Regions from separate parts of the Homo sapiens genome. Here regions 2 and 3 are each linked to region 1. A link is a contact called in ENCODE Hi-C or POLR2A ChIA-PET data. All regions are on one chromosome and are shown on one strand. Each heading gives the region's core, a stretch centred on a gene start or an enhancer-like site at or near the end of the contact. The rest is flanking DNA. Distances are from core to core; before and after follow the strand shown. Region 1 overlaps RAD51B-AS1 (RAD51B antisense RNA 1). Region 2 holds the start of RAD51B (RAD51 paralog B). Region 3 overlaps RAD51B (RAD51 paralog B).

What was found. A loop is a pair of places that touch in the nucleus more often than their neighbours do. ChIA-PET counts read pairs that join two places held with the same protein, here RNA polymerase II (POLR2A). Pooled maps may share reads with other maps.
Region 2: a loop to region 1 is called in a map of gastrocnemius medialis, with 4 times the contacts of the local background. The contact joins the promoter of RAD51B here to the enhancer-like site in region 1. A Hi-C loop is called at or near these places in 1 of 168 maps with a recorded cell type or tissue (gastrocnemius medialis). POLR2A ChIA-PET finds 5 or more read pairs at or near these places in 1 of 52 experiments (WTC11).
Region 3: a pooled map of posterior vena cava shows a loop between it and region 1 (2.5-fold over the local background). The contact joins two enhancer-like sites. A Hi-C loop is called at or near these places in 1 of 50 pooled maps. POLR2A ChIA-PET finds 5 or more read pairs at or near these places in 2 of 52 experiments (B cell and H1).

Annotation. Positions count from the first base shown.
Region 1 is chr14:68,635,296-68,639,315 of GRCh38, forward strand. RAD51B-AS1 (RAD51B antisense RNA 1) reads right to left here. Exons shown (of 4, transcript XR_007064220.1): 4 at 473-2,782. It also overlaps a transcript of RAD51B not described here. Among named protein-coding and RNA genes, the nearest start is that of RAD51B-AS1, 48 kb to the right of the region's middle. Within about 2 kb of position 2,381, at least 15 of the 41 ENCODE cell types and tissues checked have a DNase peak (open chromatin) inside an H3K27ac peak, as active enhancers do.
Region 2 is chr14:67,818,037-67,822,056 of GRCh38, forward strand. It overlaps RAD51B (RAD51 paralog B), which reads left to right and starts at 1,743. Exons shown (of 11, transcript NM_133510.4): 1 at 1,743-1,817. RefSeq lists enhancers at 1,576-1,870, 2,130-2,891.
Region 3 is chr14:67,939,729-67,943,748 of GRCh38, forward strand. The region is part of intron 7 of RAD51B (RAD51 paralog B); the gene reads left to right. Among named protein-coding and RNA genes, the nearest start is that of RAD51B, 120 kb to the left of the region's middle. Within about 2 kb of position 1,251, at least 12 of the 41 ENCODE cell types and tissues checked have a DNase peak (open chromatin) inside an H3K27ac peak, as active enhancers do.

The DNA.
Region 1 (4,020 bases), core at 1,131-3,630:
GGCAACTCCACTTTTACCTGCTTTATATAGTGGAGGGTGCTCTGTGTAAAATTTCTAGTGAGCCAAATGGAACTGCTTTAAACTATGTTTAAAAACCAGAGATGTGATGCTAACTCAGCGATTTTCAATAGAAATGTAATGCAAGCCACAAATGCAAGCTACACGTGTCATTTTAAATTTTCTGATAGCCACACATCTGTAAAAATAAACAGATGAAATTAATTTTAAGGATATATTTTATTTGAAATCTAATTTATATCATAGTTATTTAATATAATTAATATATACTATATTTTATTAAACCCCAAAATATTTTAACTTGTTACCAATATAAAAATTATTTGTGAGGTATTTCACCTTCACTTCTTTGTACTTAGTCTTCAATATCCAGAGTATATATTGATTCTGACTAGCCACATTTCAAATGCTCAGTTGCCCCTGGGCTAGTGGCTATTGTATTAGATAGGGCAGATCTAGACAGACCACACTAAGAACCTAGGGCAAGGACAAACTCTGATGGGCATAGTTGAGCTGGCTGCTAGAGAGAGACCCTTTGAGAAGAAGAGCAATTTACAACTTTGCTCTGAGTCTAAGTGGAGATCTAGCCATCATCTTGCTACCTCTCCTTGCCTTTCCCCTCCCAGGGAGGAAAACACATAGGACACAGCATTTTTTTTTTTAAGTGATAGCAGTTTTAATTGCTACTAATTTAATGGCAGTCATTTCACCTGCTAATAAAATTGTCCATTGAGGCCTCCAGCCGTGAGTGCTTTTTTCCATGGACTGTTTAAAAGTGAAGCTAATGCTGATTGTCACCAAACATCCATGTCATGGATCCACTGTACTTTGTCTGAAGAAGGGGAGGCCCGACTGGGGTAGACAGAGTCAGCTTTGGGTGATCACTGCCAGTAGACACCCTCTGATTCCAGAGAACAGGAGACACAATTCAGCCTTTGACAGGACATTCAGATAAGTGTTCACTAGTCAATCGGATACCATATTTAAGGCTGGGCGTGGTGGCTCACACGTGTCATCTCAACACATAGGGAGGCTGAGGTGGGTGGATCATTTGAGGTCAGGAGTTCGAGACCAGCCTGGCCAACATGGTGAAACCACGTCTCTACTAAAAATACAAAAATTAGCTGGGCATGGTGGCAGGCACCTGTAGTCCCGGCTACTCGGAAGGCTGAGGCAGAAGAATCGCTTGAACCCAGGAGGCGGAGGTTGCAGTGAGCGGAGATTGTGCCACTGCACTCCAGCCTGGGCAACAGAGTGAGACTCAGTCTCAAAAAAAAAAAAAAAAAAAAAAATCCATATTTAAATGGCCATTCATGTTCTGGACCAGGCATTGGAAAAGAACAGAGTTTGTGTTCGGAGGTTTGTATATGTGCTTGATGTCTCCCAGTCCTAGTGAGTCTTGAATGAGTTAATAATGTAACAGGTCTCCTGCTGAAGCAGACATGCCCAGCGCCTCCCTGATCTTCAAATCAAGATAAACACATACAAGAGCAGGCTGGGAGGGGAGTCCTCTGGCAAAGCAGGAGGACGGCGGCCCCAAGCAAGCCCTGCATGAGGGAAGGTGGGGAAGTAGATTCCAGGCCTCTTGGGAGAGCCCTTCGTTGACCACCTTGTGGAATAGTTGCTCTCTAGCCCCTGTCTCTGCTTTGATTTTCTTCAGAGCACTTATAATTCTTGACATTCTATTTTGTTTTTATTTGTTGATTGCTGTCCTCAGCTTTGTTTCTTGCTACTTCCCCAGTGCCTAGAAAGAGTGCCCGTCACTCTTAACAAACTTTTTTTTTCAGACAGGGTCTTGCTCCATTGCTCAGGCTAGAGTGCAGTGGTGCAATCATAGCTCACTGCAGCCTCAAACTCCCGGCTTCAAGTGATCCTCCCACCTCAGCCTCCAGAGTAGCTGGGACTATAACCATGGCCATCACACCTGGCTAATTTTTTAATTTTGTGTAGAGATGGGCTCTTGCTATGTTGTCCAGGCTGGTCTTGAACTCCTGGCCTCAAGCGATCCTCCCACTTTAGCCTCTCAAATTTCCGGGATTGCAAGCATGAGCCACCTCACTCGGACTTCGTAAACATTTGCTGACTGAATAAATAGTATGAGGAGTTTGTTCCAGCCATCCTGGGCAGGCCTGAAAGATCTCTGAGCTTAGAAACAGCCAGAGGATGAGAACAAGCTGGTAGGAGAGGCAGAGCGAGATGGTGGTCTTTGTATGTGATTCCCCTAGTAATGGGGAGACGGAGAAGAATTTGCAGAAGTGAGGGAATGTGATTGCAGCACAAAGGCAGCAAGATTATTTTGTCAGCAACATTTGGATCCCATTGGTGATGAGAGACATGTGGGCCCGGCAAGGAGACAATTGTGGTAGTCAAGACAGGATGTGAATAAGACATAAAGAAGCGTTTCATCAGTGGGGATGGAAAAGAACCAGGGCTGTGGCGGCCGAGTTCAGGAGTAGGAAGGGTCGGTCAGGCGTTCATGAGGACCTCTTCACATACACACACACACAAACACACACACTTGCACACACAGGCAGCCTGCTGGGACCATTCATTTAGAGGCCCCCACAGCACATTTTAGCACAACTGCAAACCTCACCTTCTGCCTCAGGCTTTGGTCTTTGTCTTCTCTTTGCTTCTTACCATAGCTGGGAACATTGCCCTGTGAAGGGCAGGGCCCAGAAACTTTGGAGGAGGCAGTTTCTTCAGTCACAGCTTTTCTCCTGGCTAGTTTGCAGAGGTAAGAGGCCTCAAAGTCACAATGTCCCTCGGGAGAGAAAGGAGAGAAGGCCAGTGAAGGAAGGCCTGGAAGAGGAGAGAAATCCTTTTTTGAACTGGGTCAAGGAGGGCAACTGTGAGCTGACATCCTAACTCACACATTCACACATGTGTAGGCCACGTGAAGGGTCTGTAATTGAGACTGGGGGACTGGAGGAGGCGAATGAGCTTCTTATTAGGAGTGGGTGGGGACCTTCTTGGGGATCCAGCTGAAACAGAACTTTATTTTTAAAGAGCTTTAGATTGATGTCCCTGCTAGCCTAAATATAACTGAGCAGCCAGCTTCTTGCGAGCCAGGCCAGGCTTCCAAGCAAGCTCCAAGACCCTCTTTTTAAGAGAGGGAAAAAAAGAGAGAGGGAGAGGAATCCACAGATGGAAAAGGTCACACAGTTAGCCCTCTGAATGTGCTGGGAGGAGGGAGATGGATGAGCTGGTTGTGTACACTCTGCAGTCCCCTGGCCTCACCATCAAGGAAGAAAGATCAAGGGTTGCTGGGTGATGGGGGAGGGGAGCTGGCATCCACTTTGTACCTGGGATCTGCCTGGCCCAGTCGGGGACAAGTAAGACCCAGGCTTGTGCTCAGAGAGCTGACGGTCCAGTGGGAGGAAAAGGGTGCCGAGCAAACCTGCGCAGCACTGCAGTGCAGCGCAACTGATCAGTCCCACGTGACGCACAAGCAGAGGGCTGTGAGCTTTCAGAGGGGCCATTCCATGTGGCTGGGGGACCTGAACAGCCCATCTCAGAGAAGGAAGGGTTTCATATGGAGCTGGAGAGAAAACAACAGGAAGCAGAGACAGGAGTGGACAGGATGCACGTCGGGTACTCAAACTCATCAGATTTGACAGAAGTGCAAGAATGTGAGAGCAAGGGGGTTGGTGCTTGGAGCCTGAGATATTGTCCTTCAGTCTGGAGGTAAAGGGGAGGCACTGAAGAGTTGAGGGGGAAGGCAGCAACCCCACGTAGACTGAAGGAAGGCTAACTTGGCAATGAGGTGTAGGGTGGAGCTTCCTTGGGGGAGGGGAGAGCCCAAGAACACAAAGGTCAGCAAGGGGTCTGAGTTAGGTAAGGCGATGCTAGCTGCTGTAACAGACTCCAGAATCTCAGCTGTGTAAAACAATAGAGATTTGTTTCTTGCTCACATAAAGCTAATTTGGTAGAGGGCTGAGGTGTAGGGCTTTGCTTCTGGAGTAATTCAAGAATCCTGAGTGAGGGGGGCTCTGCTGTCTT
Region 2 (4,020 bases), core at 493-2,992, 820 kb before region 1:
TTGTCCTCGATTCCTGAGAAAAGTAACATGGCTTTCTGGCCCATTAAGGTTTTTTTTTTTTTTGAGGCAATGTCTGGCTCCTCTCACCTCAGCCTCCCAAGTAGCTGGGATCACAGGTGCCTGCCACCATGTCTGGCTAATTTTTGTATGTTTAGTAGAGGCGGGGTTTCGCCATGTTGGCCAGGCTGGTTTCGAAATCCTGAGCTCAAGTGATCTGCCTGCCTCAGCATTCCGAAGTGAAACCGCCTTTGCAAAATTATAACTGAGGAAATTATGACAGTGAAAGAAATCAGACCTAACCGACTCTATCTTGCTTCTAACCGTTAAGCTGTCCTTGTTCATTCCTGGGCGTAGGCTGAACTAACTTTGGGGAGGAATTCAGTTCATGGTTTGACTCTGAAACAAAATTGATAACAGCCCTTTCCGAAAAGACCCACTTCTTGCCTGGGGACCAGTCTGCCTTTGCAGGACTAACAAATTAGCTACAAGTTTAGAAATTACAGTTTAGAGGTCATGCAGCCTCTGGCTCCAAGAGTCTGAACCTCCCCAAATTGCTCCCGGGGGTGACATCACTATTGCAAGCCCTAAGATCAGTGCTTGAGATATTTTGTAGACCCTGCACTCCATGGATCAGCTGACACCACTCAGACCAGTAATTTGGCGCAACCAGTTTTGCCATCACACCCAGGAACAGAAGACATTAAGAAAACCTCACTTCGACCCCTTATGATTCCATCTCCAACCTGACCAATCAGCACTCCCCACTTCCTAAGCCCCTACCAGCCAAATTATTGGTAAAAACTCCGATCCGCAAATGCTCGGGACAACTGATTTAAGTAACAATAAAACTTCAGTCTTCCGCACAGCTGGCTCTGCGTGAATTACTCTTTCTGCATTGCAATTCCCCTGTCCTGATAAATCGGTTCTGTCTAGGCAGCTGGTAAGGTGAACCCATCGGGCAGTTTCAAAAGTGCTGGGATTACAGGCATGAGCCACCGCGCCCAGCCTATTTTTTGTATTTTTTTGTAGAGGCGGAGGGGTGGGGGAGGGTGTCTCACTATGTTGCCAAGGCTAGTCTCGAACTCCCAGGCTCAAGTGATCCTCCCGCCTCGGTCTCCCAAAGTGCTGAAATTACGGGCGTGAGCCACTGCGTCTGGCCCCTTTAAGCCATTGTGAAAAGTGATGATACACGAAAAAAAAGATTTCCAGGGCCGAGAGCGGTGGATCACGCCTGTAATCCCAGCGCTTTGGGAGGCCGAAGCGGGCGGATCACGAGGTCAGGAAATCGAGACCATCCTGGCTAACACGGTGAAACCCCGTCTCTACTAAAAATACAAAAAAATTAGCCGGGCGTGGTGGTGGGAGCCTGTAGTCCCAGCTACTAGGGAGGTTGAGGCAGGAGAATGGCGTGAACCCAGGAGGCGGAGCTTGCAGTGAGCCGAGATCGCGCCACTGCACTCCAGCCTGGGCGACAGAGCGAGACCCCGTCTCAAAAAAAAAAAAAAAGAAAGAAAAAAGAAAAATTTCCAAACAGGGTGTTCCCTTGTTTCACATTCTCTTTGGTGATGGTCCTGCAACAGATTTTGATAATCACTATATTGAGAAACTGCTTCAGATTCGATCTGTTAGGCTGATCATAGTATTAACTACAATTCCCAGCAAGCCGCGGAGCCAACCTGGGCCTCTGCCGGCCTCTGATTGGATACAGTAGCCAGAATGACGACTCAATCAGTGCTTCGGTTGTTGCTTTGCGGCGTTTTCCGCGGGGAAACTGTGTAAAGGGTGGGGAAACTTGAAAGTTGGATGCTGCAGACCCGGTACTGGAAAGTTTCATGTGGGGTGCCGTTGTGGGGAAGTGGGGTTCGCTCATTATTTCCTGCTCCTTCCCTAGGCTCGTGGGTTTCGATATTGGGGGAGCGGAGATTTTCTCTTGGGTGCTGGTCACGCCCCCTTAAGACTCGGGATCGTCACTAAGAACCCCGCTGTGAATTGGGGGAGCTTCGGGCCTTCTTTTGGTGGGGAATGCTTGGAAGCTGCTCATTGTTGGAAAAAGCTCTTTTTAGGGGATTCTGGGTGATGTTTCCGCCTGTTGCTGCCCATCTTCCTCCCCAGCCCCTTCCCGCTTCGGGCAGCCTGTCATTAGGGGAAGTTGAGGGACTCTCCCACTTCAGGTGGTGTTGGAGAGCGTGGAATCTGGAGTCCGGTCCCTGGATTCGAATGCGAGCTTCACACCAATTGTCAGCTGTTTAACTTTGCCCAAGTTTCTCAACTAGTTACCTCAGTATCCTTATCTGTAAAGTGAGGTAAAATATCCGAAGCCTTTGGAACAGTGTGGCACGTAATAAGGGCTCAATAAATATTAGCTAATATTGTTCCTAAACAGTTGTTGAACATCTAACATGAAGAATTTTCTTTTCTTGGTGGTAAGGAGGACAGGGTTCATTCTCCAGGGTTGACCGTCTCCCCTCATGTGCAATACACATACGTGCTTTCGCGCACACATACACCGCAGGAATTTACGTGCTCCGGTGGGGGCAAACAAACTTGCAAGCCATAATAGTATTTTGATAAGATTATCGAATAGATATGTGCGAAGTTGATGAGAACATTGGAGAGGAAAAGACTTGACTCTGGGGAAGGTTTTGTGGAGGGAAGTCAGGGAGACAGGATGCGTGACCTACCAATACACATACCATGTGGCTGGAGGGCAGATCATGTGAGAGTCATTAAATGATGATTGCTGACCTTAAGTACTATGTGCCACGCACTCCCCGAGTCCTTTAACCTCCACTACAGTCATATGAAGTAGTAAATTCATATGACTGTAAAACAAGGGTTTTAAGGAAATTAAGACACTGAGAGGTGAAGTAACTGCCAGGAAGGATAGGAACTGAACGTTGCAATGTGATGTATGAGTGAGAAGGAAGTGAGGGACCAATTTTTGATGTTTTTCTCTGCGACCCTAAGAAGTTTGGAATTTATCCTGTGGTCTACCAGTCCCATGGGAAGTGTTAAAGGATAATCGTGACTTTTTAGGAAGCTACTCAAGGCAGGATTGTGACACTGATCTGACTTTTGCAGGCGAATTTGGGGCTTCTTCCTGTCTGCTTCCATAGCACTTTTAAATAGCAATTGTAATGCTTACTGCATGGCTGTAGTTATTTGTGTGTACCTCTCTTTTCATCTCAACTATGAGTATTCAAAGGGGAGGGAATATGCTTAAATGATTCTTGTACCCCAGACCTCAGCAGGGTGTGTATTTAAATGCCTGTGGAAGGAGTAAATTAAGGAACAAATGAATGGAGTGGCCAGAAACAATATGCAATAGTCCAGGCAAGTGATGGGAGTGGCCCTATTAAGGCAGAAATGGCAGAATTGGTTGTTGTTAAAGTCCTTGTAGTTTAGAATTTATAGTTTTTTGTTTGTTTGTTTTTTGTTTTTGATAGGGTCTCAGTCTGTTCCCCAGGCTAGAGTGCAGTGGCATGACCACAGCTCACTGCAGGCTCGACCTCCTGGGCTCAGGTGATCCTCTCATCTCAGCCTCCTGGGTAGCTAGGACTACTACAGGTGTGCGGCACAATGCCCAGCTAATTTTTGTATTTTTTTGTGGAGACAGGTTCTCTCTATGTTGCCCAGGCTGGTCTCAAACTCCTGGGCTCAAGCAATTTGCCTGCCTTAGCCTCCCAAAGTGCTGGGATTGTAGGCGTGAGCTACCTTGTGTGGCCTATGGTTCTTTTCTTTCTCCTTCTTTTTTTTTTTAAATTGAATTTATCAGTCTAAATGGTGTCATTACTTGAAACTACCTGATCTGAAAAGACACTAGGCAATATTATAGCAGGTATCACTTGGTTTTCTACTGGGGGAAACAAGTCATTGCTAACAAATTCCCATGGAGAGAAATGAGGAGGATGTATTTTTGTTTGTGAGAGGTGTGTATGTATGTATATTGTGTGTGCGTGTGTGTGTGTGTGAGAGAGAGAGATTGATTCAGTCTGATTCAGAGAATTTAGGTGTTAAATA
Region 3 (4,020 bases), core at 1-2,500, 700 kb before region 1:
TCTTCACATGGCTGTTCCCATCACAGGGACTCCAGCTTCAAGACTTAATCGAACCCTAATTACCTCCCTAAAGGCCCTAGGTCTAAATACCATTACATTGGGGATTAGGGTTTTAATACATTAATTTTGGGAGGACACAAACATTTAGTCCATAGCAGATTGGAAATATTTTAATTCATAAATTAGGTGCTGGGTTCATTAGGTATATATTCTGTAATTATGCCTCATAACATACATTATATATATATAAAAAAATAAAAAGTATATATATAAAACTGTAACATTTGATAGATGCATATATATATATATATATATATATATATATATTTTTTTTTTTTTTTTTTTTTTTTTTTTTTTTTTTTTGAGATGGAATCTCACTCTGTTGCCCAGCCTGGAGTGCAATGGCGTGATCTCAGCTCACTGCAACCTCTGCCTCCCAGGTTCAAGCTATTCTCGTGTCTCAGCCTCCCAAGTAGCTGGGATCACAGGTGCCTGCCACTGCACCTGGCTAATTTTTGTATTTTTAGTAGAGATGGGGTTTCGCCATGTTGGTCAGGTTGGTCTTGAACTCCTGACCTCAGGTGATCCACCACCTGCCTTGGCCTCCCAAAAGTGCTGGGATTACAGGCGTGAGCCACCGCACCCAGCCTTCCCAGTCTGAATTTCTTAAAAGCTTTTGCTTAGGTTAAGTTGTGGGAGAAAAACTGAACTCACCCAGCTAGCCAAACTATCTCTCTGTTGTCTTTCCACTTTATCCATCTATTTTTTACTTTTTTTGGAAACACAATAACAATAGTGTAGAAGTCTTTTCACATTGCCTGACTCTCCTGTTTGTGTCCCATAAGGTTCCATGTACTCTGTCCAGAACTCAGCTTATTATGTCAAAGGATTCTGTCTGGACTGGTCAGTCAGAGATATAAGTTCTCATTACCTCAGTGTGTGTGTTTGTATCTGTATTTAATGATGTTTGTGCTTGGCTTAGGCTGGGGATTTTGAAATCTTTGCAGAGTTTCCCAATTTGTTGGGCAGTTTTAGAAATGATAGTATCAGTAGGAAAAAAAAAACACAGAAAAATACAATTTCTTCTTTCATCTATGTCCCATATTATACAAATGTTCGCTGAAAGCACCAATTTTCTGGGAAAGGTTTTGACTCAGACTTTTTTCACCCTTTACCTCTACTCTCCAATTCATGTTTCCTTCTTACAACGTGGTCATATGCTTGCCCAGGCCTGGCTTATGAACCGTGCAGAATATTTGTGGGGTTTGTTTTTTAAGCCCTAAACTGTGCACATGATGCAGTATTTAATTTGGAATGAGCTCTTAGTTTAGTCACATGTGCTTCTTGTGGTGTTTATCTTGGAATCCACAAGTAGGAGGGAAGTATTTTTGCATTTTATACATCTGGACATTGTTCATGGTCCTTCTGTAACTTGGGAATTCTGTGTGAGGCAAAATCCAAAAAAACAGCATTAAAAATAACACGGAGTTATGATGACATCTGAGTCAAAACCCTTGAGAATACCCTTCTGATCCCAGCAGAGTTTGTTTTTGAGGTGGTGAACTTTTTCAATTGTGTGTGGTTCACTGCTGGCCTGAGGAGAATGCTGGGATTATAAGGTTACCTGACACCCTTGCATGTAGACTAATGGGTTTCCAGACATTCTGAAAGTCTATTGCAGATTTGGCATAGGGGGAAGATTTTGCTTTTTGGCTTAGGGGGAGGATTTTGCTCTAATTTTGCATGGGGTAAAATAGGTAAAGTGAATTCTGCTCACTGTTGCTATGCCTCTGCCACAAGCATTCTAAGAGACCTGTGAGACTGTCCCTATTTCTCTCTTAAACTTGCCTAATTACAGCCAGCTTAGAGCTAAAGTTGACTCTGAGAATGCCTCGGGCTCTGTGTCAGGACTGGGGGTTTAGTAACCTTATCCTTCCCCTGATTTCACATGAGAAGTTGTTTTAAACAGGATTGGACATAGAGATATAGCACAGTACCTCCTCCTTTTGGCTAGGGGTCTGCTAAAGTGGAAAAAGTGGGAAAGGATGTACAGAAACTCCTGCTCTTTGAGTGAGTTTGCATATGGACAGTATTGCTTTTTGGCCCCAGCCTAGTTTTCTTTCATTCCCATGTCTCATCTTTTATGCAGCTGCAGAGAGCAGGCTGGGAAAGCAGAATGAAAGCTTCAAACAGATTTGCACTTGAATAAAAGAAAGAGTGATTTCTCTTGTTCAGAGTACAGACCAGTTTGGGTAGAAAACTGTTTGCTTTTTTACTTTCTGGGTAAGGACTGTTTGCTTTTCTCTCTTTAAATGTAGTAAAGAGAGGAAAAGCTAATAAAGTAGTTGGACCTGCTGGTTATAATTCATAGAGAATTTTCAAGTGTGTTTAATAAAGTCTCTCATATAATTATAACAGAAATAAGTAATTGGAGGGGAAAGGTTAAAATCCTGTAGAGGTTTAAGAATCAGTTAAATATGAGGCAGTGTGCTTGGATGAGACAACTAACTAGGAGCTGCTTCTCTTTGCTGATTTCTCTGAACTTTCCTTTTGAGATTTTTTCCTCTTTACTTTCGTAATGCATTTTGCAACTTTCATTAAAAAAATCCATCAATGTTTAAACTTCTAACAAATAAACATATCCTAGTCCTATTATGGAAATCACAATGTAGCAGAGAATAGCTTGACTTCAGCTAGAGAGAGGTTAATGATAGGAACCCTAAGGATTGATACCAAGATCATGCTTGTTTAGTGTTTTAATGACTCCAGAAGGAAATGGTGAAATCTGCTGATGACACCAAATTGTTTTTGCTGATCCAAACAAGGATTTCTGGGAAGCTTCTTCAGAGTATTTGGAATAGTAGAAGAATTGAGAAATATGGTGGCAGACACACTGAACTTAAAGTGAAGGTTTACGTGAAGTAGCAGGAGTAACGTCAATACGTTGAAGTTACAAAGCCTGCCAAATCTTCCAAAAGGAAGATTACGGAGTCTATAGTTTCATGAAAGGAAGACTTAAGACAAAGAACATTTATACATATAGCAAATGAAAACTATTATGGGAATAGTTGCAATTATAAAGTTCAGTGACTTAAAAATATGATGTCTGAATTTCTTTTTAAATGTCAGCAGTAGTATATCTAAATAGGTGTTGTTTCTCTCGAAATGGTCATAGAAGATTATATACCCATTTTATGCATGCTCCTTTCTTGGTACGTTCTTTTGTCAGTTTTCTGTGGTGGCAGGTCTTTATTTTGCAGGCTGTTTTGAATTTTGAAACAGTCAACTGTCACTTAAAGCCAAGTGTGATAAATAAGATGGGTGGTCAAACTAAGTAATAGATTTAAATATATTAAATATATTAAATGAAATATAAAGTAGTAAAACTTATTTTCTTTTATTGCTTTCAAAAGTGATTCTAAAGGACATTACCAATGAGAAATTGCAAAAATGTTTGTGTACTAATAGTGTTAGATTAAGTTCTTGGTTGATAGATTTCACAAACATCACTTATTTAGATATGTAAGTTACAGGGCTTGTACTAATACACATTTTATTATATTGGAGACAAACCATGTTTATAAGTGACCTTTTTAAAATGTTTTCTTTATGCTCCCTAAATATACACTTAGGGAGGAAGAAGGAGGTTTTGAATTAACTGGAGATTTCCCTAATGTGTTGAATTTTTCTGACTAAAGCCTACATTTTTGTAAAGAAAAAGACCCTGTGGGATAAAAAATACGATAGGCACTATCACAGGAGCTGTGGGCTGGCCATCTATATCCATCCATCTATCTATTATTCCACCCATCCCTCCATCCATCCATCCATTTATTTAATTAAGTTATTTTTAACGGTTGGCTCTGGAGTTGACATTCATTTATTTTAAAAGAACAGTGAATCATAGCTCTTTTCCTCAAGATGCTTGCTTTTATTTGCATGGTGGCATATTGATTAAGTACTCAGAACACTATTTGACATATGGTAAGCCCTCAATAAAAGTTTGTTATTATTATGACT